6 separate regions of the Homo sapiens genome follow, and all the other regions are linked to region 2. The links are chromatin contacts, found by Hi-C or POLR2A ChIA-PET in ENCODE. All regions are on one chromosome and are shown on one strand. The core of a region is the stretch at or near the end of the contact, and the rest is flanking DNA. Distances in the headings are between cores, read along the strand shown. Region 1 overlaps RORA (RAR related orphan receptor A). Region 2 overlaps RORA (RAR related orphan receptor A). Region 3 holds the start of RORA-AS1 (RORA antisense RNA 1). Region 4 overlaps RORA (RAR related orphan receptor A). Region 5 overlaps RORA (RAR related orphan receptor A). Region 6 overlaps RORA (RAR related orphan receptor A).

Region 1 (3,693 bases), core at 773-3,272, 200 kb before region 2:
CTGCCTGCTCTTGACCAGTGAAAGGAATGTGATACAGGAGTCTTTGTATAGGTGCCGTAATCAGGTAAAAAATATGTATTTAAATATCCCAGAGTAGCCTCTATAATGGATGCAGAGGCACTCCCTATATAGGTATTATCTATAGTAGCCTAGTCTCAATTTTGAGGCATCAACAACTCCTCCCTCATGAAGGAATTGCATTATGGAAAATCACTCGGAGGTGGCCTGTGTGGGCTCCAGGCCTGGCTCTGCCATTTATCTGCTTTGTGACATTGGACCATACCTTCCTTCACCCCTGCTGGGCCCTGGGCTTCTCCTCTATTAAACGAGGGGTCTCCTGCAGTTCTAAGAGCTAAAGTTTCTCTTATTCTTCATATGCCAGGCACCCCGTTGTGTGGGTTTCTCCTCCCCATGCCCAGTGATATCCAGTGAGAATCAATAGCAAGAGCAACCTCAGAGGATAGTCAACTCAAGGGGATGTGGAGGAAAAGCCAAGGAGGCCACTGTTGCCAAGAAATACAGTCTGGAGACCAGTTTTGTATTTGGGGGCAGGGTGGTTCATGCCTAGTGCATATTATATAAGCCGCATGTCTTTTCGTAGCATCATAAGTAGATGGAACCTACCACCTCCTCTGCTTCTGCCTTCCTTATATTCTCTTGGTCCCCACAGAGCAGAGGACAGGCAGTCATTCAGTCTCCTGGGTTTCGTACCCCTTAGCTCAAGCACGGGCTTTCTGAGCTTCCTTACTCTCTGCCTAACAAGTTGGTAATTCCTGGCTGTACCCTGGCTCAACAGACCTGAAGACTAGCCTGGTACAGCTCAGGGCCTGCACCCTTTGCTCAAGCTCACACATCTCTTTCTGCTCCCTCCCTGTCACCAAGGCACCCCAGACATGCCCAGAAACAGGACAAACCTGCACAACTACATTCTTCACCTGCCAGAAGAAGAAAAAAAATATTTCTGATATCTCCAAGGTTCCTGCTTTTCTGTCAATTGGGAATGAAAAGATAAAGTCCCTTTCATAACAACATTTTCTTACAAAGCCACAACTAATCATGTCATTAATGGGTAATTCCAAGGTAGCTAGTTGTTGGTAATCATGCATCTCCAAAGTGCCCAGTTTCTACATGGCAATTCCAATCGTAATTACCATGAAATTATATAACTGCAAATTATCCTGCCGTGTGAGTGGTGTAAATAAATACGTACCTGCTCTGTGATAATAAACATGAATGACATGGTTAGTTAATTAGTAGCCACTGGAAATTCACTAATGGCCTACCAAACCAGTAACTTTCTCCTGAAGAGGGAAGAAGATTGTTGATGTTTGTTCAGTTTGGCTTAATCAAGGCTTTAGTGAAGGCATTGATACTGCCTGCTCTTTGTTTTCTCATGGTTCCTTGAATCTGGAAAGTGAGGCTCTGTTAAGTTAGCAACCAGGACTTTCCAAAGACATTAAGTCCCACACACTAGTTATATGACTTGGGGATGGTGCTTAATCCTTCTGAGCCTCAAATTCCTTCTCTGTAAAATGGGAGTGATGCCAACTTGATGGCAATGCATACCTCCTGGGGTTGTCGAAAGGATTAGATGAGGTTACGTACAGGGACACATGGTATAAACTCTCCAAGGTTTGCTGTTACTGGCTGAGAATGGGAAGAAAGCCCAGCTTCACAGGCCATCCCACTTTTGTGCTCAGAGGGCTGCGTCTGATTCAGTTGGGTGTGAAGCACTATAGCAGAGACGCTGTCACGCTTTGTCACTTGAGGGTGGCAGATTGAACCCAGCACTGAACTCTTACCACTTTCCAAAGGGAGATTATAACTCCACTTCCATCAGGAAATAAGGGCCGATGCTTCAGATGCGTGAGGGAAAGGGATTACACGCAAAGAAACTTAACTCCTGAGAGATTATATTCTCAGCCCTTGCCTTTAACTGGTAAATAAATCAGCCAAGAGTACACTGACCAGGAAAAACACCAGTTATGCAATGCGAGGGCTCTGGCCCAGCAAACACAGCTGCCCCTCGGCCGACGTTTCCCTACTTTCTCCCAGATAGAGCTGCTCGTGGATGCCTCGTCAGTTAGGAAAATTCCAGAGGGAAAAAGTGGGACAGCACCCAGCAGTTTCCCGGGAGTGTCTAGGCTAGGCTCGTAGAACTTTCAAAAATAAGACCAAGAAAGGCCACTTTCCTTACGACAGAAAACTAACGCTGTTACTCTCCTTACATAAGGGCTGCACCTTGACACACAGAAAGCTACTTTCAGGGATGATAGATTTATATTCCAAAGGGCTACTAAACTTGTAACCATAGTAACAAACAAAGCTATTACATAAAATGGCTTTGCCACGTAAAAGCAATAATTATATTAACCAGATGGGAGGAAAAAGGAGAAGGAAGTCTGATCAATGTGGAAGGCACCAGTAAATTGGATTGAAAATGCATGACATTTTCCTAAATTACATCTGTTTGGGGAGGCGGGTAGGTGCCCAAGGCTGAAGAGCTGTGATGAAGTTGGGTCCAGGCCCCACCAGGTGGCAGTATGCAGAAGTTGTTGAAGCAGCTCCTCTGTTGAGGGTTTTGGGCTCTGGAAGCCGGATACTTCTTCAAGGCTTGATTTGAAAGCACCACCCCCTCCCATCACCAGTGCGATGGGGAATTTCCCTGTCAACACTAACAGTGTAGAACTGGCCCAAATTAGACTTTATTAAGAAGGATGTTGGTTGAGAAATATTCTAGTTGCAATAAGCAATGTATGCTAAGCGAAACATCAGCATGTTCTGATTAGGCCCTGAGTGTGTGATACAGATCAGGGCTCACCGTGCAGTTAACTCCTGAGTTTCTACCCTGATCTCTAACACTTGACCTTAAACTTAGCTGCATGTCAGAATCACCTGGGGGTCAAGAGGGGCTTTAAAAAATACTGATGCCTGATGCCTGAGTGTCATACTCACCTATCACCTTTTCTGATTTAATTGAATGTGATGTGGCCTGGGCATTGGTATTTAAAAATATATATATATCCAGGCAATTCTAATGATATTTTCGAGGGATGGATGAGTGGTAAGCTATTTATTAAGAGGAAGCTGATGCGAAATATTCAGAATTGGCATATTTCGGGGCAAAGGGAGCTAGGGACTGACTTCCTCATCGACTGCTTCCTCTTTTAGTCAAGTGGATAGATCTCTGTTTAATTATTCCAGCTCAGAAATACCAGCTAAATCACATAGAAAATGTTGTCCTGATGTTTTAGACTGTCTGCACGTTTGTCATAGAATACCAGGGTCTCTTCCCTTGTTTCCAATGCATTGTGAATCTCAGTGAAGTTGCCACCTGTGCAATCCCTGGCCAATCAGATCTGTTCCTTTACAAGGCAGGGAGGATTACACAACACAGACGCATTGGAGGGAATCTGAATATCTAGCTAGATCTTGTGTAATTTGACCCAATCAGTCAAACGACACATACAGGAACAGCCCTGGGAAAAGTGTAAAGTCGGCAGAACTGCCTTGTCTCCATCACTCCTCACCTCCCCCTCCAGTGCCCCACCCAGTGGATTTTAAACCTTTCTTTCCTTCCAGTCAATTTGAGATGTGACATGTTGGTGAGTGAAATAATGGGTTAATCAGGGAAAGAAACACCCCCATGTCTCTGCTGTTTTATGAACTTTTTCTAATAGCCTTCCTGTAGGA
Region 2 (3,506 bases), core at 601-3,100:
AAGGGAGAAAAGGGCAGGAATCAATAATGATAATGTGAACTGATGTTATTTCTTTGATAGGTTTTCAGTAGAAAAGGTATTGGTATAGTTTCAGTAATTGTGATCATTTAGACTCTGGCTGGGCTAAATCTGTGACAAAATGATTTGCTAAGCAAATGAATACAGGCATAGTTTGTTTAAACAATTGATGTGTTTCTAAAGGGTTGGTTGCACGCCGTCTAGGGCGAGTCCTTGAGTAAAATGAGTCACCATCCAGTAAGGAATGGCCCTGAAAGAGACAGACTTGGTCTGAGGAGCAGGCACCTCTTACTAGAGATGACCCTCTGCAGAAATAATCTTTGCTCAAATTGCAAAGTGTTTTACTTTTTGTTTTCATAAAGAAGACTGAGCCCTGATTTTATCTGTTTTAGAAAAGCTCCATATATAAATGTTTCCTATATCTGGTTTGTGCAAAATAGCCTTGTGTATTGAAGGTGTAAATAAGTTTTCCAGCCATTATTTTTTCTTACTAGAAGAGAAACTTGTTTACTAGCAGTTAAGAAATAGCTATTTACCAAGTTCTTTGAGGGTACCCAGGTCTGCCTGCCCCACGGCACTTCATACTGTGAATTCCACATAGCAGTACTCAACAAATCTGGTCTGTATGAGTAAATAAATATATACTTAAATAATGTGCATGAGAAAACATAAATAAGAATATTATTGTAATGGAAGCCCAGCCTTGGTCTCCTCAGGGAGGTGCTTGGCTATTGTGGTTTCAATTTCCTCTTATCTATTTGTGACTTAGAACATACACTAGGCAAATTTATTTGTCTAGCTCTTGAGACCATGTGTAAAATAACAAAACTGTTTTCTGATCACTCTGATTTTTTGTTAATTTGGACTGCTCTCCCCGCCCGGCAATTGGTGCAGCTTAATGAGGTCATTTTTGTGGATCCACCGATCTCTCTGCGAGATGTTTAGTCAAAGAACCCACGGCCTCTGTTTCTCTCTTCTGCCCCTGACTCATTCCATGACCTTTAAAACGAAGGCATCGTTACCCCAGGAAAGGAGGTTGTATTGATTGCACTTGAGAACTGAGGTTTCTGTGTTTCTCTGTTTGTTTGATTGATGGTGGATGATGCAGGGAAAACAGTGTGCGGGGAGACTCTCAGGTGTGGGGGCAGGAAGTAGTAAGTTCGAGAGTACCACAAAGTTCTCCAGGCTGAACCGAGAGCTGGCTGGGGGTTTTGGTTACATTGTGCTTGAAAGCCCTAGGAAGCCCCCAGTCGAAATATGGCAAATTCAAATGCAAGGAAAGCTGAAGAAGTCATACCCACAAACTCTGGGAAATTACAGCCGCCCGTTATTAGTCATTCTTACGGGCAATAGAGAGTGTTGTTTTAAAAAATTCAAATCTGGTGCTATGAACAAAGACCTGTTCTTTCCTGGACCAGATAATCACTGCCAGGATCGATTCGAGAAATTAATAGGAGGCCTTGTCCTGTGCTGCCGGCAACTTTGTTTCTTGTCAAGTGCAGCCCTGCACACAGGTGTCCCTAAGTTCCTGGGGAACCATCAGCACCCAGAATACCACAACACGTCCTTATTTACACACAAATACTGAGTTCCTGAGGCAAGAGGGAAGGGCGTGACCATGAATGGAAGTAGCCACCAATGAGGATGGTTAAATGTACCCTTGATAAAAGGTGACTGGGTTCGTTCCAGTATTTTTATTGGACAGTCTGGGTTTTTCAATGGTTAACTTAGATTATGTTAGCTATCGTCTGCCTCTTTCTGCTCGCATTAAACTTTACAACCCAAATAGGACTCTCGCATGCCGTCTTGCCGTCAGGGCGAGGACTACATCTTGTGGGGTGAATGGAGGCATCAGGCTAGCTCCCGTATCACAGCCCATGTATTCAGGTGTGTTAGGCCTTAAGGGACTCAAGAGACCTTCATGGGTGTGAGATGCTGATCCTATGTCACAGAAGAAGCACCTAGGGCAGGTCATGGCCTAGTGTTTACAGTAACACACAGCAGTATGAGAAACTCGATTTTAGGCTCCTGCTTCCTGTTTAGTGCTTCTTCCGTCTTCAAAATGCCGCCTCTTTCTATTTTATGACAAAGACTGGAAAAGGAACAATAAAGGCTGGGAGGTGGGGCTTTGTAGACTTGAAATACCTCTCTAGCCAGGTGGTATATTTTGCATTGCTGAAAGGCAACACTGCAATGTAGCTACGCCCCGTATATTTAGAGCAAGCTAGCTTCTTCTGAAGCACACAACATGTTTACCTGTGAACCTCCACCCCCATCCCAAAATCAATTTTTCCGGTACCCAAGCACCTCCACCAACCCTTGAAGTAGGAGTCTGCAAGGTGAATTTCCTAACAAGCTGACTTTTCAAAGGTTTTTCAGCTCTCAAAAACATGAAAGCTGTGTTTAAAAATTTAAGGGTCTGATATGTACCAGTTCTGTGGAGCAGCAGCAGGACGTAGCTTTTTGCAGTGCCATGATTCCCCAAACCCCAACTCTTTAAATTAAGATGTTTATGACAGCTGCTTGTGCTTAAAGGAATGCACATAAGATTGGCCATTAATTACTGCTCTCGGGTTTTTGCACCTATTCTCTGCATTTCACGGCAAGAGTCAGTATTGTTGTGTAAACTATTTTTAGTGCTTTTTAAGAAACCCTATATTTTGTGGTTTTGGATTTTTAATCTTTTATTGTGAAAATTTCCAAAAATACTCAAGTTGAGAGAAAGTGCAGTGCTCCAGTGAACCCATCATTCAGCTTCAATGACCATCAACATTTTACCATCGTTGTTTCACTTACCCCTCCTGCTAACACACACACACACATTTTTTTATTTTGCCGAAGTATTTTAATGAAAATCTCAGACATCATGTCATCTCAACACTAAATACTTCACTGTATATATTTTTAAATATGTTTATATAACTATAATGCCATGATCAAACCAAAAGAAAATTAATAATTCTTTAATGTTATATAATATTGAGTCCATATTCAAATTTACAGTTGATTTGATCAAGTAAAGACCCAAACAGTTTTCATCAGGCCTTTTGCATCTTTAACTAGAAATGCCACACACACACACACCCCCCCCACACACACACACAAAGCTGATTGATTATCTTTTTAAAGAGCTCAAGGCCAGTCCTTGAACTCTGACCTCTACACCTCACTTTCAGAACGGCACGGGAGCCTGTACTAACCAGAAACTTTGCCTAGGTAGTAATACAGAGCTCTGTGTCAATTGTGGAAATCCTTCACCTTTTAGAATTATTTTCTTGTGGTAAATATTTGTACAATTCCTTTTGATTTTCATCAGTGAAAGGCACAGGGTCTTGATGTGCCTTTGAGAGATCCTTTTCCACATATTAATGACTTCCTCATCTGCTTCCTGCCAAGTTTTGTACTTTGGGTTAGAAAGAGGTCAAGACATGGATGGTTAGATGAATTCCTTGTTACCCGAGCTTTGTGTATTAATTTCTCACTACTCC
Region 3 (3,283 bases), core at 455-2,954, 240 kb after region 2:
AAATAAACTACCTATGGTTTCCTGTAGCATATTTTTTACATTAACATAATTTCTAACAATATTCTAAATCAGTCTAAAATGTCAGCCAGGGGTAGTGGCTCACACCTGTAATCCCAGCACTTAGGGAGGCCAAGGTGGGCAGATCACTTGAGGTCAAGAGTTAAAGATCACCCTGGCAAACCCCATCTCTACTAAAAAAAAAATACAAAAATTAGCCAAGTGTGGTGGCATGCACTTGTAGTCCCAGCTACTAGGGAGACTGACGCAGGAGAATCGCTTGAACCCAGGTGGCAGAAGTTGCAGTGAGCTGAGATCACACCACTGCACTCCAGTCTGGGAGACTCTGTCTTAAAATAAAATGTAGAACATGCTTCCCTAATAGCACACACTAGATTCTGTTTATGCAATAAGTTTATGCAGTTCCTTGTATTAAAAAAAATTATAGGAGGCCATTGTTTAGAACTTCTGCACTAGACCCCAAGAGACCAGACTAAAATAAAAATGGTATCACTCAGGCTCACCACACCGAAACTGAGTTATGTGGCCCTCCAAGAAATCAGGAGACAGAGGTAACAGGCCAGTTTCAATTTTCAATCAGCAAGATAATGAATTTCCTCTGTTTTAGTCCCTACAGCAAAGAGTAACTTGAAGTAACCTGATGTTAACCAATCAGTTATCTTTCTATTGTACTGTCTGTCTCCACCTTACCAGGAAAGTAACTTTGAAATGATCAATCTGCTTTTTGTTCTTTGTTTCTACTTTCTACAGACCTTTTTTCTGTCCGTAATGCCAACCTCCTCTGTTCCACTCATTGGGACACTCATTCCATTTTATGGAATGAAGTGTTGCCTGATTCCAGAATCGCAATAAGGCCAACTGAGATCTTTAGATGTGTCAAATTTTTGTCTTTTGACACTTGTGCTGGTCTGTCTAGAACGCCCTTTCTCTTCATTCCACATACCCACATTCTTCAAATGAGCTCACACGGCAGGTGCTCAGTGCAGCAACTGACATGTAAGTACTCAATACTATTCAAAACTGCGTTTTGTCCCTCACACTAGCTATTCCTCTCCCTCTAACCTCAATCTATACACCTTTCTTATGTAGTTTATTACTTTCTATTGTATTTAATGTAAATGTCTTAGATTGCCAGAGATCCAAAGCACTGGAAAAATCAGTATTCAGTCTTAGTCCATGTGTACCCAGCACCAAGCACAAAGTACTCTGTTTACGGTCAATAAATCTTTCCGTAATGGATGAGAACAAAACTAGTGTTTGAACTCACAGCTAAAACTGGATGGGGAGTGGAGCGGAGGTGAAGGAGCACTTAATGAGGCCCTACTATGTGCCAGGTACTGTGCAGAGCACAGCTTCTTCCTTTGTTTCATTTAATCCTTTCCAAAAAACCGTATGATGCAGCAGTAACAATTTCATCTCCATTTTACATATGAGGAGTTTGGGTTACGGAAGTCAGGAAACTTGCCTGAGGTCACAACCAAGTATGTTTGGGTCTTTCCAGTACCGCACTTGTCGCTTGTCCGCCTTCCAATTTATCACTCCCCTCCTCTCCCCGACGAAGGTCGAGGACTTTCTAGGAAAACACGCAGTCTCCAACCACTTCCGCCTGGCGAGCCCAGTCTCGCACTTCGCTGCCAGAACCACAGCGAGCGCTTGTGGCGGGAGGAAAGGAGGGGAGCAGCCGTCAAGACGCAAGGCCCCGCCCACTATGTCGCTGAGACGTCATCACGCAGGGCCGAGTCGGCGCGGCCACATCCTTTAAATATGGTCTTTTTTGGGCGCGCGCGACAATGTGAGGAGTGGGGTGGAGCGTGTGTGGTGTGTGGCTGCGGCCTGGGCAAGAGCCGCCGCGGACCATGAGGTGGGCGGAAAGGCTGTGTTGCAGCCCAGACGCGGACGGGAGGGCGCTGCCGGGCCAGCGGGCGTGCTCATGCAGGGGCGGGAGGAGGGAACATGGCGGCCGGGCCAGGACCCTTTGCTCCTGGCTCTGCGCGGCTCCTACCCCTGCTTTGCTTGCCCTTTTACCTGCTTTTCTGGAACCTTGTTTCCCCTCTCTTTGCGTCCCCTTTCCCTCAGCCGTTTCTTTTGCCTTCCTCGACTATTCCCCCCCAGCTCCACACTGGGTCGAAGTGTGAGAGGTAGATTAAGTGGGAGCCGGTCGGGCCCGTTCGGTGTCGAGAGACCGACTCCTAAATTTGATTAGGTTCTCGCAGGTCACTTTATCAGTCTGCCTGGGGTCACAGGAGAAGTACTGAACATGAGAGATCAAGCCTGATTTGTAGTCCTGATGATGTCTGTAAGTGATCTTGTGAAATGTCACTTAAGTTGACCTCAAGTCTTCTCAAATGTGAGGTTCTTTGTGAAAGGCCTAAGATTCCTGATATCGAGGTAGCTTTTGTCATAAAGTGCCTGCCAGAATCTGCCCCATAACAAAGCATGGTCGGGAAAACAAAAGATTTATTTTGGCAGTAAGGGAATGGAAAACTGAGTTGACTTCCCGTTCCATGCCATCAAGTGGCCTAGTATGTAAGCAATGAGAACACCGTTCTGTTTCAGCTCTTATTTCCATAGTGAGTGTCCTGAGAGTAACACTCCCGGCGTAGATTAAATGGAAAAGGGCTCGTCCTGTATCGTCATTGCTGCTCTGCTACAAAGAACCTTGGGTCTGCTGTATTCTGTTTTAGGTGCCACAGTCTGTTGAGGGTAGATGTTTAGGGAGAGATTCTTCCTCACCTAATAGCACCTGGCCTAGCCAATCACTTGCTTTTGATCTTGGCCTTTTGTTTTTACTCAGCTGAGTAAGTTCTGGAGGGATCCTGCCTCTTGGAGCCTTCGCAGCCAGGCAGCTGTGAACTGTGAGCTAGAGTGAAGCAGAAATCTAGGAAGATGAGCTCCAAGATGGTCATAAGTGAACCAGGACTGAATTGGTGAGTTGTAGCCACTTTGTAATCCACTGAAGAGGAGTGTAGTGGGGCTGATGGTTGACATAAGAAAATAGATTTCTGGCATAGAGAGATTTGGAGGAAACAGAAAATACAAGTTTAGGGTCTCAGAATTTACCCTATCCTCATCTTCACATACGGAATGCTAGAGTTATGGCTGACTGTACTTCCACTCCTATAGTGGAACAACACAGTTCAGCACTCAAATTATTTTTAGGTATAATTCCCTCAGGTATTTATTGTTGGTCTCCTGTGAAGGAGAGATACTGGAATTTTCTTGAGTCCAAGAACCTTGGCCCATTTCCATACAAGTAATAAAAAAG
Region 4 (3,507 bases), core at 646-3,145, 170 kb after region 2:
TTAGTAGAGATGGGATTTCACCATCTTGGCCAGGCTGGTCTTGAACTCCTGACCTCATGATCCACCTACCACGGTCTTTCAAAGTGCTGGGATTACAGGCGTGAGCCACCGCGCCCGGCCCCTCTTCTACACTTTTTTCAAGGTCGGAAGCAGCTCACATATAGACAATTACATCTTCAGCCACTTAGTTTTTTAATATCACTTTCGTTTCATAAAATGAGCTATGTTGTCCTTACAATTCAGTTGATGGCCAGAAGAAAATCAGACCCTTTATAAAAAGTAGGACTTTAAAAAGCACTGGTGTCCTATTGTAGGCTGTTTCACAATACACATAGTAAAATATGAATTTTATTGTTTGTTTTGTTGATTGGGAAGGAGATGGGAGGGGGTGGAGAGTGACGTTATAGTTTGAATTTATAATTTGAAAGCAGAGAAAATGGATGAAATAAAAAGATTACCATATGAGTATCACCAGATCCTCCCTCCCACACACACATACCTATCCCCAGGCAATCTTTCTGTGAGAATTTACCTTGGTGTTTAAAAATCACGGCAATATAAAAGTGATATTAAAAATAGTATACTACCACTGTAAGAAGTATGACAAACATGTGAGATCCTGAGAAACTGCAGAATATTTTCTCATTCAAAGTTTAGTACCTTGGTCTTATAGTGTTTGACACTAAAAAACATAGCAAATACTCTTTTATATTTAGCCTATTCCGTGATGCCTTGTTTCTTAAATTAATTCATGGGCAATGAATGGGGGAGGAAAAATAACAACAACAAATATGCCCTGGTGATATAGTAAATGCCACTTTCCAACACTTGCTCGCTACCTAAGAAAATCACTTTATTTTCTTCTCTCATGCCCAGCTTGATTGCAGAGAGCAAGAGAGTAGATGGAAACTGTGGGGTTATTTTTTAACGTTATATCATTAACTCCATCCAACACAACATGCTTAATTCCTTGTTTCTCGTAACTTTGGGATGAAGTATGGTGTTTTGTTGCCTGTTTACAAAATAGGCGACAGACACAGAACATAAGAGCTGCTACATATCATAGAACATATCGAGAATGCCAGAGATTTTTCCTGTTTTCTTCCACAAGACCATGTTAAACTGTGTGTATCAAGTTTAATAAGAGCAATGTAAAGCTACTTGATTACATTTTTATCCACAACATGATTTTAAACTAATGCTATTGGCCAGGCGCGGTGGCTCATGCCTGTAATCCCAGCACTTTGGGAGGCCAAGGCGGGCGGATCATGAGGTCAGGAGATCGAGACCACGGTGAAACCCTGTCTCTACTAAAAATACAAAAAATTAGCCAGGCATGGTGGTGGGCGCCTGTAGTCCCAGCTACTCGGGAGGCTGAGGCAGGAGAATGGTGTGAACCTGGGAGGTGGAGGTTGCAGTGAGCCGAGATCGCGCCACTGCACTCCAGCCTGGGGAACAGAGCGAGACTCTGTCTCAAATAAATAAATAAATAAATACACTAATGCTATTTACCGTGAAGTGTAGTAGTTATACTTCGTGCCTCCCAGCACTTGAGGGTTTCATCATTGCCTTACAGTATTTCTCAGAAAATAACACATTCTCCCCTGGAAATTGTTGGCTGACTTTAGCAAATTCAGGCCACCTATTCATTTAAGACTGTTGTGTGTGTTTGATTATCTAGAATGAATTGCCTTAAGAGTCTCTTTTGGAAAAGTACTAGCACAGTGCCCGAAATGCCAGGGAGTGGAAAGTCATGGTCTCGGCGGGGAAATGACTGCAGTGTTCATGGAGACAGTGTTTTCGCTTGGCTGACATTAATGACAACCCAATGCTATGTGCTCACTGAGTGTTTTCATTTCAGAAGAGCATCAAAACCACTGAGTCCTTTCAAGTCGTCTTCTTTTACTGTGAAACCAGAAACCATGCCGACGACTACTTTCAGTAATAACCTGTGTCCCAACTGCAGGCTGAAGTAAACTTCTTCTCATATAATTTTCTAATTTCTGTGTAGGGGTAGTTGTAGCAAACAACTTAGTTTCTTTCAGAGCGTGACTTCAGAAAGCGTATTTTCATGCAGCAGTGATGGGTAATGAAATCAGAATTTCCACAAAGTCTGCCCTAATTGAACAGCATTATCAGGAAAAATAAAACATGAGACTCAGAGTTTTCTCCCAAAGTCATTTATGTTATTAGGTAATGAAGCTGATTTTATTTTAGCAAACGTACTAGGAGGTATACTTCCACGTGAACATTGCCCCTTCAAAGCAGTCAACTGGAAAGGCTGAATGTCCGTGCCCATAACGCTGTCACTGCCAAAAGCTAATATATAACTCTTCTTCTGAAATGGCTTTCACCTCCTTCAGCAATGTTTTCATATTCTCCATAGTGGCCATAGTTCTCCTAGAAAAGTGAGCTTGATATTTGAAAACAACCAATAGTTAATATGCTGAAAAAGGTAAGTGAAGAAACCAAACCAGGCCATTTTCCTTAAAAAAAAAAAAAAAAGGCCAGTCATGGTGGCTTACACCTGTAATCCCAGCACTTTGGGATGCCAAAGTGGGTGGATCACCTGAGGTCAGGAGATCAAGACCAGCCTGGCCAACATGGAGAAACCCGTCTCTACTAAAAATACAAAAATTACCCAGACGTGGTGGTGGGCGCCTGTAATCCCAGCTACTCGGGAGGCTGAGGCAGGAGAATCCTTTGAACCCTGGGGGAGGTGGAGGTTGCAGTGAGCCGAGATCACGCCGCTGCACTCCAGCCTGGGTGACAGAGCGAGACCCTATCTTTAAAAAAAAAAAAAAAAGGAGGAGAGGGACTATAAAGTACAGCTGTGTCTTATCTCATTGGCACTGAGAGCAGCTGCATAAGAAGTAGCTCCAAGTAGTTTGGGGCAATGACAACATAAGAACTTTGACGCTCAATCCTCATTTTGGTGTCAAGGTTCCTGGAGCCAGTGAATTTGTTGGAAGAAAATATTGGCCACTAGCTTTCTTCTAGAACATTAATAGAGTGGATGACAATGAAGACAACAAAGAGCATTCGAAGGCTATCATCCACCACAACATAGGAGCATCTCCACGCCCACAGTACGTGTCAGTTATCCACATTACCCCACTGTTGATCGTACACATCTTTGGTTGTGTCAGAACTGCTACTCCCCTAACAAAATGCTACGCAAGCAGTGAGTGTGGGAAGCTGAAGGGAGGGACAACACGAGGGAAAATCCTGCTCAAAAGAACACAGAATGGTGACTTTCATTGTCATAATCTGATAGTAATCACGGACAATTCTGACTTCAGCCACCAGTTCAGAAATCACTAAGAGGCAGGAGAGTTTGATCATGAGGCCGCTTGGTGCTTTTACTGCAGTCACACAGAATTCCCTGTTTCCAGGCTCAGCAAACCTCTGTTACGCAAACTCGGGTTGAGGACAAGGGTGTGCTGGGGAATTGGATGTAAATTTTAGTTGTGACATTGAAGCTTTCCCCACAGGAAGTCCTTTGGA
Region 5 (3,645 bases), core at 475-2,974, 210 kb after region 2:
AATGACCTGACTCACTTTAGGTTTGCCTCCACCTTACCATAAATACTAGTGACTCTGTCCTGTTTGCTTGTCAAATATTCAATCCTGAAATAAATCCATAGGCCTTAGGCAAAGCGTGCCCTTGAACATGGCACTTTGGCTAAAAAATGCACTCATACCGAAGTGGGGCCAGAAATGGCTGAGCCGATTCCCTGAGGCTCCCGGACAAGTCAGCTTCCTCTTCCATGGTCTCACTTTCCAGTGCAGTCTGGGAGCCCTGCCCCCTCATGCTTGCTCTATGTGCTTTTAAATTAGGGATTTTTCACAGGTGTTGTGGTATTTACCAAGATAAATTAAATGAGATCATCACTAGGAGAATTCCCAAACCCAAAACTAAACTAGCATTTATCTGGAAAGTATATAATTGGGCTCTAATTCTCTTATCCCATTTATACATGCAAAGTGTTTCAGGGAGCTAAGAGTATCATGAAAGTGGCCCAAGTCTTGTTGCTGCTTCTCCAAAGCTACTTAAATTTCCCTGGTATTTCTTTTGGGGCTTAAAGCCTGCTATCTCTTTAACTAAGACTCTTGACTTCATTTTAGGCTAAACTTTGTCATCAGATTTTAAACAAGTGAAACCAATTGTATAATAGGAAAATAAATTATAAACCAACACATCCTAAGTCCAATTCTCTCTTTCAAGTGTAGTATGCACAACCTATTACTTTTAGTGAAAAATATGACTTCATCCTTGGCTAGGAAATTTTGCCCTTGGTGTACAATTAGTACCTGAATTAGACATTCCAGATAAACGACCTAGGTTTTAAGTGCAAATTAGGTTTGTTACTATAATTGATATCTAAAGCTTTGCGCAGGAGAAACAGCTGATATACTGGGCAAAGCATGAGACAAGAAATCCGCTTATATGGGTTGTGGTCCTGGCATTAATATAAGTTATACAACCCAGTATACACCACGTAACATCTGCGAGCTGTAGTTTCTCTACTCCTAGAATATAAAGGTCTGTGTCTGAATCATAGCTCTGCTACTTGCCAGCTGTGACACCTTGAAGAAGTCACTTCACTGTGGTTCAGTTTCCTCCTCTGTAAAATGGAGATAATACTAGTACCTTTCTCTTGGGGTTGTTATAAGGATTAAGTGAGAAAACATACATATTCAGGATAGACACAAATTATGTGGGACTGGCATATAGTGAATGCTATATGTGTTAACTGCTATCATAATTATTAATGTCATTATTATTTGTTAAACAAGGACAGTTTGGACCAGATGCTATCTAAAGTTCCTTCCCACTATGAAAATCTGTGACTAACTCAGAAGCGAGGACTTCCCATCTGAAGTATCGAGGCGCTGGCTGTATTGCTGAAGCAGTCATGGTTGGGGCACATGACTTGCCCCAGTCACAAAGTGAGGTAGACTATAGATTATCTGCTGAGCTCAGACAGAAGCCAGGTCTCCTAACTCCTAGCCCAAGGTATTTCACTATTCCAGACTTTATCTGAGAGACCACGCTTAAATTCTCGAATTTTATTCAGCCTGACCATACTCGCCTTTGCTGAAATGGAGATTTAAAAATAGCAAAGTGTCTAAAATCTTACACTTGCCAAATCGACTATGAATTGGAATGAAAGGCTGTTGGTGAGCAGATGGTGTGAATGCAACCACTGCCCTCTACTGGTATGTCAGGTACACTGCATGATTTGTTGTCTCACTTTTTATTGGCTGTTTTAAATAGGTAGGGATAAGTGGCCACAGTTTCTTAAGACAAAGTGAAACCACAAGATGCTAAGTATCTTATTAACTAGAAATGAAACATAACCTGGAAGGAAATGATATGAGCCTCTTCTCATCCTTCACTCCACAGCATCCCCCCCTACTTCCCTGCGAAGACTCTTCATCTTCATCATTTTTTTATCGGCAAAAATTGGTTTACATTCTAGAAACGACCTTATATAGTGAGAGTTCTTTCCAAAAGAGGTAGTTCACTACCTTATTTATGTATTTTCTTGTTTCTTACTCCCCATTATTTTTGTCTTTACTCACCTATTCTCCAGCGTCATTGATTCTAAGACATGTAATTTACTGGCTTCTCTCTCTCACTCTCAGTTTCTCATTCTTTCCTTTACATTTGTTCTTTTATTTGTGTTTTATTTTTTATGTTATTTATTCATGCTGTTTTAGTGTCTATGTGTTGCCAAGTAGGGCCATTCAGGTTTATTATGTTTCAGTGTCTCTAAGGAGATTCTGGTTTCCAGCTCCATTTAGGTGAACCTGCTCTGTTTTCACACAAACAAGTCTGCTTCTGTTTGACAAAAGCAGTAACAAATTTCCAAACAAAAAGATATTCTCCCTAGTGTTGCCAAGTTTGCATTCAGCACCGTTCTTTTAAAATGACTTGCCTATTCTATACTCAAAACCCTAGGGAGAGGGATCATTTTTTGATATGGTTTTATATTCATGGGATTTTGTCAATTCTTTTAAAAAATACTTCTTTAATCATCCTTCCCTTCCAGAACAATTATTACCAAGCTGCTCCAAATTGTTAGTTCCTGGCATCTAGATTCTAGCAGCCTTCTATGTGGTCCTCCTGCCTGAGCTTCTCTGTGCTCCAATACACCAAGCACAAAACTGCTTGTTCCATTTCCCCAGATATAATTTTCTTTTTTTTTTTTTAAGAGGGAGTCTCGCTCTATTGCCCAGGCTGGAGTGCAGTGGTGTGATCTCGGCTCACTGCAACCTCCAGCTTTCAGGTTCAAGCGATTCTCCTGCTTCAGCCTCCCAAGTAGCTGGGATTACAAGCACCCGCCACCACGCCCAGCTAATTTTTGTATTTTCAGTAGAGACAGGGTTTCATGATGTTGGCCAGGCTGGTCTCGAACTCTTGACCTCAGGTGATCCACCTGCCTCAGCCTCTCAAGTAGCTGGGATCACAGACAGCCAACACCACGCCAATTTTTTTTTGTATTTTTAATAGAGACAGGGTTTCACCATGTTGGCCAGGCTGGTCTTGAACTCCTGACCTCAAGTGGTCTGCCCAGCTCAGCCTCCCAAAGTGCTGGGATTACAGGCGTGAGCCACCACACCCAGCCAATCTCTTCCTTTTCTGACAGCTTCAATTACTTTTTTCTTTCTCTTCTTCTGTAATTCAACTTTATACCTTATTATCTAGACTTGAATTGTCCTTCCAGTGTGTTCATACGTGTTCACCAGATTACAAGCTCCTAGAGAAAACTTCTTTGGCCTCTAGGTCTTTCATATCTTCAAACTCCTTATGCTCAAGTATAATAATAACTAATATTCTGTAGCACATTCTAAGTAATCCTCCCCATTCTAAGGGCTCAACTCTTTTAATTCTCATGGCAGCCCTGTGAAATAGGTACCATTTCCCTCATTTTACAAATGAGGAAACCAAGCACAAAGAGGTTAAATAACATACCCGAGATCACACAGCTAGTAAGCAGCAGAGCTGAGATACAGACTCAAATGGTCTAGCTCCAGAGTATGTGGCTTCACAACTACACTATGCATAGCCACATGGTAGGCCCTCAGTAATGCTTGTTCTGCAATTTGCAGGAAAAACAAAAGAAATACCTAGTTGTCACCATAAAAGAATATCATTTTCTAGTTTTTCAAGAATAAGAATAA
Region 6 (3,263 bases), core at 758-3,257, 150 kb after region 2:
AAACAAAAATAATACTGTCCATGGTTTTAAGCATTCTCCTGAAGACAAAAACTTGTTAATACGGTACCATATAAAATCTCAGTTTATCTTCACATCCAGAAAGGAAGGCATTTTTCATGCACATTTAGTTACTCAACAAATATTTATGAAGTGCCCGGGCTGTGTTTGTGTTACTGATGGCCCGTGATCGGCTATCTTCTCTCTTGTCTCGGAGTCAAATAAGCAGGGGGATTGTTGGATCTGTCCCCTTCACCTCCCTTCTGTCGAAGGATCTCACGCTCACATTGTCTTACTTTTCTCTCGTTTTTCCTATCCTTTTAATCTGATCTTTAAATGTCAGTCTCTGTTCTCATCTTCCTTTTTAACGAGTGTGGGTTTCTCATGTTTATCTTGCTCTCCTTTTGCTGACGTATTTGCATCACTTTAGCTGCAGTTAATATCTGCTAAATCAAACCATATTGGCTTGAATAGCTTCCATTGATTTGTGAATAAAAGAATGCTTCAGCTGCTTGGCCCTGCTCTCTGTACGTTCTTTGTCGCCAGTAGGTTTAACTTACTCAAAACCTTCCTTGTCTGCATCCCTCTTTTACCCTTGTATTGTTCATCCTCCCCTGTTCAAGCCATTCACCCTTTTGAGCTGTCGTTACTGTAAGGGAGTGACTGCTATTTCATTTACTCATTATTTACTGAATGAGGAGACTAATTGTCATTTTTCTTTGCTGTTGCCCTGTTTCCCCCTTTTAACCACCACCCTTCCGCCCCTTTATGGTGAGGACCAAAATCACTGTTGTCATTAGCTAGCCTGTATTGAGCATCTACTACATATTTACTAAGCATCATTCAGAAGACTTGAATTTTGTAAAAATGAATCCTTTGGGTTTTTTCTTTTCTTTTTCTTTTTAAAGAGACAGGGTCTCACAGGCTGGAGTGCAGTGTTGCCATCATAGCTCACTGTAACCTGGAACTCCTAGGCTCAAGTGATCCTTCTGCCTCAGCCTCGCCAGTAGCTGGGGCTACAGGCATGTGACACCACACATGGCTTTTTTTTTTTTTTTTTTTTTAATTTTTTAAAGAGATGGAGTCTCTCCATGTGGCCTAGGCTAGTCTCGAACTCTTAGGTTCAAGCAGTCCTCCCACCTCAGTGGTTTCTTTTGAGAAGGAGTGCAAAATGAACAAGGCACTTTCGTTGATTAATTTAATTCAACCAATTTTCTATATATAATACCTCTTACCACAAAGAAATGATTAGATTCTAAATGCCAGAAGATAGAGGTGTGAAAAGACACTAACCACAAAAAGGCCTTTTGTAAATTGTATTGTCAGCGTATTTTAAACTCCAGGAAATGCCATAATATTGAGTTTTTTTTTTTTTTTTTTTAGCGCAAAACCATCTAAACTGAAATCCATATGAAAAATATCAAAACTATTCAGTCAACTTTTACCTACTTCACTTTGTCATCAACAACTCCCTGTTCCGTCCTTGCAAAGCAACTAATCTTTTTTACTTGTACTAGGAAAACATATAAAACCATCCTGACAGTTTGATAATACAACAACAGTGCTTAGATTCAAGATAAATGTATATTACAAGAAAAGTGAAAGAAGCTCTCAGGTGAGTGAGCTCTGGGTCAAGGCCCTTCGAGCCAAAGGAGAGGAGGTCCTGGACTTTGGTCTGATGTGTTCCAGGATCTGTGCCTGGCCTGCTTCCTGCCTCCCATAGCAGCAGCAAGTCCTGCTTTCCCCAGTGAGATCTCGACTAGACTTCCCCAGTGCCTTGTCAGAGAAAAGGGGCTTCTTCCTTCCTTAGAATCATTCTGACACCACACTGAGCCGGGGTATGCAAACAGGGAGGTTTGGGTCTTGAGAATAGATCATGCAAATTTCTTTCTTGTTTCCCTTAACTACATCAGCAGTAGAGAGCAGAGAAAGCCTTCACTGCCATGCTGCCTCATGGAGGTGCTGAAGTTTCTCCCAGGTAGGAGAGGACTTTGGGCTTCTTTTGGCATCACTACCCTCAGGATGCCTGGCTGTTCCACCTTTCTGTGGGTGGGGCAACCCTTGTCTCTGGCAGAACAGAAAGGTGCACAGGGGCAGAGGTAACAGCAGGAGACATAAGCATTGTCCTATCCATTTTCCAGCAGAGCACCACTGTCCTATCCAGAGCTTATTTTCCTGGAAACCATTCTCTCCATAAAACAGTGGTTCTCAACTGGGGGCACTTTTGACCCCCAGGGAACATTTATCAGTGTCTAGAGAGATTTTTTGATTAATACAATTCGAGAGTGCTATTAGCATCTAGCCACAACAAAGAATTATCTCACACAAAATGTCAGTAGTGCCAAGGCTGAGAAACCCTGCCACAGAGCATGCTTTCTACCTTCTGTTCATCATAGGCCCCTTACATATGACATCTTCATTTTCATTTTCAACCCAAACACATTTTATTTAACACCGTATAACTTCAATTTTAAGTAAAGGAATAAATGGAAAACTTTATTGGCATGAGAAAGAAAAAAAGGGAAAGTAATGCATTACCAAAAGAAGCCGGAGATAATCAGTATGTATGAACTCATGCAATGGTAGAATTATTCTTGCTAATAAAAGAGGGTATCGGCTGGGCCTGGTGGCTCACACCTGTAATCCCTGCACTTTGAGAGGCCAAGGCAGGCGGATCACTTAAGGCCAAGAGTTCCAGACCAGCCTGGCCAACATGGTAAAACCCTGTCTCCACTAAAAATACAAAAATTAGTTGGGTGTGGTGGTGCATGCCTGTAGTCCCAGCTATTCGGGAGGCTGAGGCAGGAGAATCACTTGAACCTGGGAGATGGAGGTTGCATGAGCTGAGATCACACCACTGCACGCCAGCCTGGGTAACAGACCAAGACTCAGTCTCAGAAAAAAAAAAATAATAATAATAATAATAATAATGATAATAAAAGAGGGCATCTCTCTAAAAGAAAAGGTGCAAACCCAAACATTTAGTGCCCCTAGGCAGGTGGTGTGAGTGTGGCAGGTAGAGGAGGCACTTGGACCGCTGGACGGCACATATGCTTTGGAAAGGGAGCACCTCCCTTGGCTCTGTCGCCGTTTGGAATAACTGGTCTGTCATCACCAGGTCTTTTTTTTTTTTTTAAGAGAATCTATAAATCTGAACTTTAATGTGAAATTCCCTGGTTATTAATGGCTAGAAACATATTTTAAAAACTCATAGGCTAGCTCGTTATGGAAGCAGATTAATGGTTTTGGCTAGTTCATCTTTGTTA

What was found. Hi-C counts contacts between places; a loop is a spot of excess contacts on that map. ChIA-PET counts read pairs that join two places held with the same protein, here RNA polymerase II (POLR2A). Pooled maps may share reads with other maps.
Region 1: a pooled map shows a loop between it and region 2 (6-fold over the local background). The contact joins two enhancer-like sites. A Hi-C loop is called at or near these places in 1 of 168 maps with a recorded cell type or tissue (naive thymus-derived CD4-positive, alpha-beta T cell), 17 of 37 single-sample maps with no recorded cell type and 16 of 50 pooled maps. POLR2A ChIA-PET finds 5 or more read pairs at or near these places in 3 of 52 experiments (H1 and activated naive CD4-positive, alpha-beta T cell).
Region 3: a pooled map shows a loop between it and region 2 (5-fold over the local background). The contact joins the promoter of RORA-AS1 here to the enhancer-like site in region 2. A Hi-C loop is called at or near these places in 6 of 50 pooled maps. POLR2A ChIA-PET finds 5 or more read pairs at or near these places in 2 of 52 experiments (activated CD4-positive, alpha-beta memory T cell and naive thymus-derived CD8-positive, alpha-beta T cell).
Region 4: a pooled map shows a loop between it and region 2 (9-fold over the local background). The contact joins two enhancer-like sites. A Hi-C loop is called at or near these places in 1 of 37 single-sample maps with no recorded cell type and 9 of 50 pooled maps. POLR2A ChIA-PET finds 5 or more read pairs at or near these places in 3 of 52 experiments (GM12878, H1 and activated T-cell).
Region 5: a loop to region 2 is called in a map with no recorded cell type, with 6 times the contacts of the local background. The contact joins two enhancer-like sites. A Hi-C loop is called at or near these places in 2 of 37 single-sample maps with no recorded cell type and 9 of 50 pooled maps. POLR2A ChIA-PET finds 5 or more read pairs at or near these places in 1 of 52 experiments (activated T-cell).
Region 6: a pooled map shows a loop between it and region 2 (3-fold over the local background). The contact joins two enhancer-like sites. A Hi-C loop is called at or near these places in 2 of 37 single-sample maps with no recorded cell type and 3 of 50 pooled maps. POLR2A ChIA-PET finds 5 or more read pairs at or near these places in 5 of 52 experiments (GM12878, HEK293T, T-cell and 2 more).

Annotation. Positions count from the first base shown.
Region 1 is chr15:60,915,945-60,919,637 of GRCh38, reverse strand. All of the region lies in intron 1 of RORA (RAR related orphan receptor A), which reads left to right. Among named protein-coding and RNA genes, the nearest start is that of RORA-AS4, 150 kb to the right of the region's middle. RefSeq lists an enhancer at 2,693-2,802. Within about 2 kb of position 2,022, at least 23 of the 41 ENCODE cell types and tissues checked have a DNase peak (open chromatin) inside an H3K27ac peak, as active enhancers do.
Region 2 is chr15:60,718,640-60,722,145 of GRCh38, reverse strand. The region is part of intron 1 of RORA (RAR related orphan receptor A); the gene reads left to right. Among named protein-coding and RNA genes, the nearest start is that of RORA-AS2, 39 kb to the right of the region's middle. RefSeq lists enhancers at 787-896, 927-1,016, 1,487-1,536, 1,577-1,626. Within about 2 kb of position 1,850, at least 5 of the 41 ENCODE cell types and tissues checked have a DNase peak (open chromatin) inside an H3K27ac peak, as active enhancers do; they include GM12878, where a contact is called at or near this core.
Region 3 is chr15:60,477,599-60,480,881 of GRCh38, reverse strand. RORA-AS1 (RORA antisense RNA 1) reads right to left here and starts at 1,704. Exons shown (of 6, transcript NR_120342.1): 1 at 1,484-1,704. ICE2 (interactor of little elongation complex ELL subunit 2) reads left to right here and starts at 1,740. Exons shown (of 16, transcript NM_024611.6): 1 at 1,740-1,879; 2 at 2,813-2,945. The coding sequence starts at 2,905. RefSeq lists enhancers at 1,939-2,466, 2,789-2,908.
Region 4 is chr15:60,546,624-60,550,130 of GRCh38, reverse strand. The region is part of intron 2 of RORA (RAR related orphan receptor A); the gene reads left to right. The region is part of intron 3 of RORA-AS1 (RORA antisense RNA 1); the gene reads right to left. Among named protein-coding and RNA genes, the nearest start is that of RORA-AS1, 69 kb to the right of the region's middle. RefSeq lists a silencer at 1,754-1,803. Within about 2 kb of position 1,895, at least 4 of the 41 ENCODE cell types and tissues checked have a DNase peak (open chromatin) inside an H3K27ac peak, as active enhancers do.
Region 5 is chr15:60,506,015-60,509,659 of GRCh38, reverse strand. All of the region lies in intron 5 of RORA (RAR related orphan receptor A), which reads left to right. The region is part of intron 2 of RORA-AS1 (RORA antisense RNA 1); the gene reads right to left. Among named protein-coding and RNA genes, the nearest start is that of RORA-AS1, 29 kb to the right of the region's middle. RefSeq lists an enhancer at 1,378-1,487. Within about 2 kb of position 1,724, at least 3 of the 41 ENCODE cell types and tissues checked have a DNase peak (open chromatin) inside an H3K27ac peak, as active enhancers do.
Region 6 is chr15:60,567,060-60,570,322 of GRCh38, reverse strand. All of the region lies in intron 2 of RORA (RAR related orphan receptor A), which reads left to right. All of the region lies in intron 3 of RORA-AS1 (RORA antisense RNA 1), which reads right to left. Among named protein-coding and RNA genes, the nearest start is that of RORA-AS1, 90 kb to the right of the region's middle. RefSeq lists a silencer at 1,759-2,053. Within about 2 kb of position 2,007, at least 5 of the 41 ENCODE cell types and tissues checked have a DNase peak (open chromatin) inside an H3K27ac peak, as active enhancers do; they include GM12878, where a contact is called at or near this core.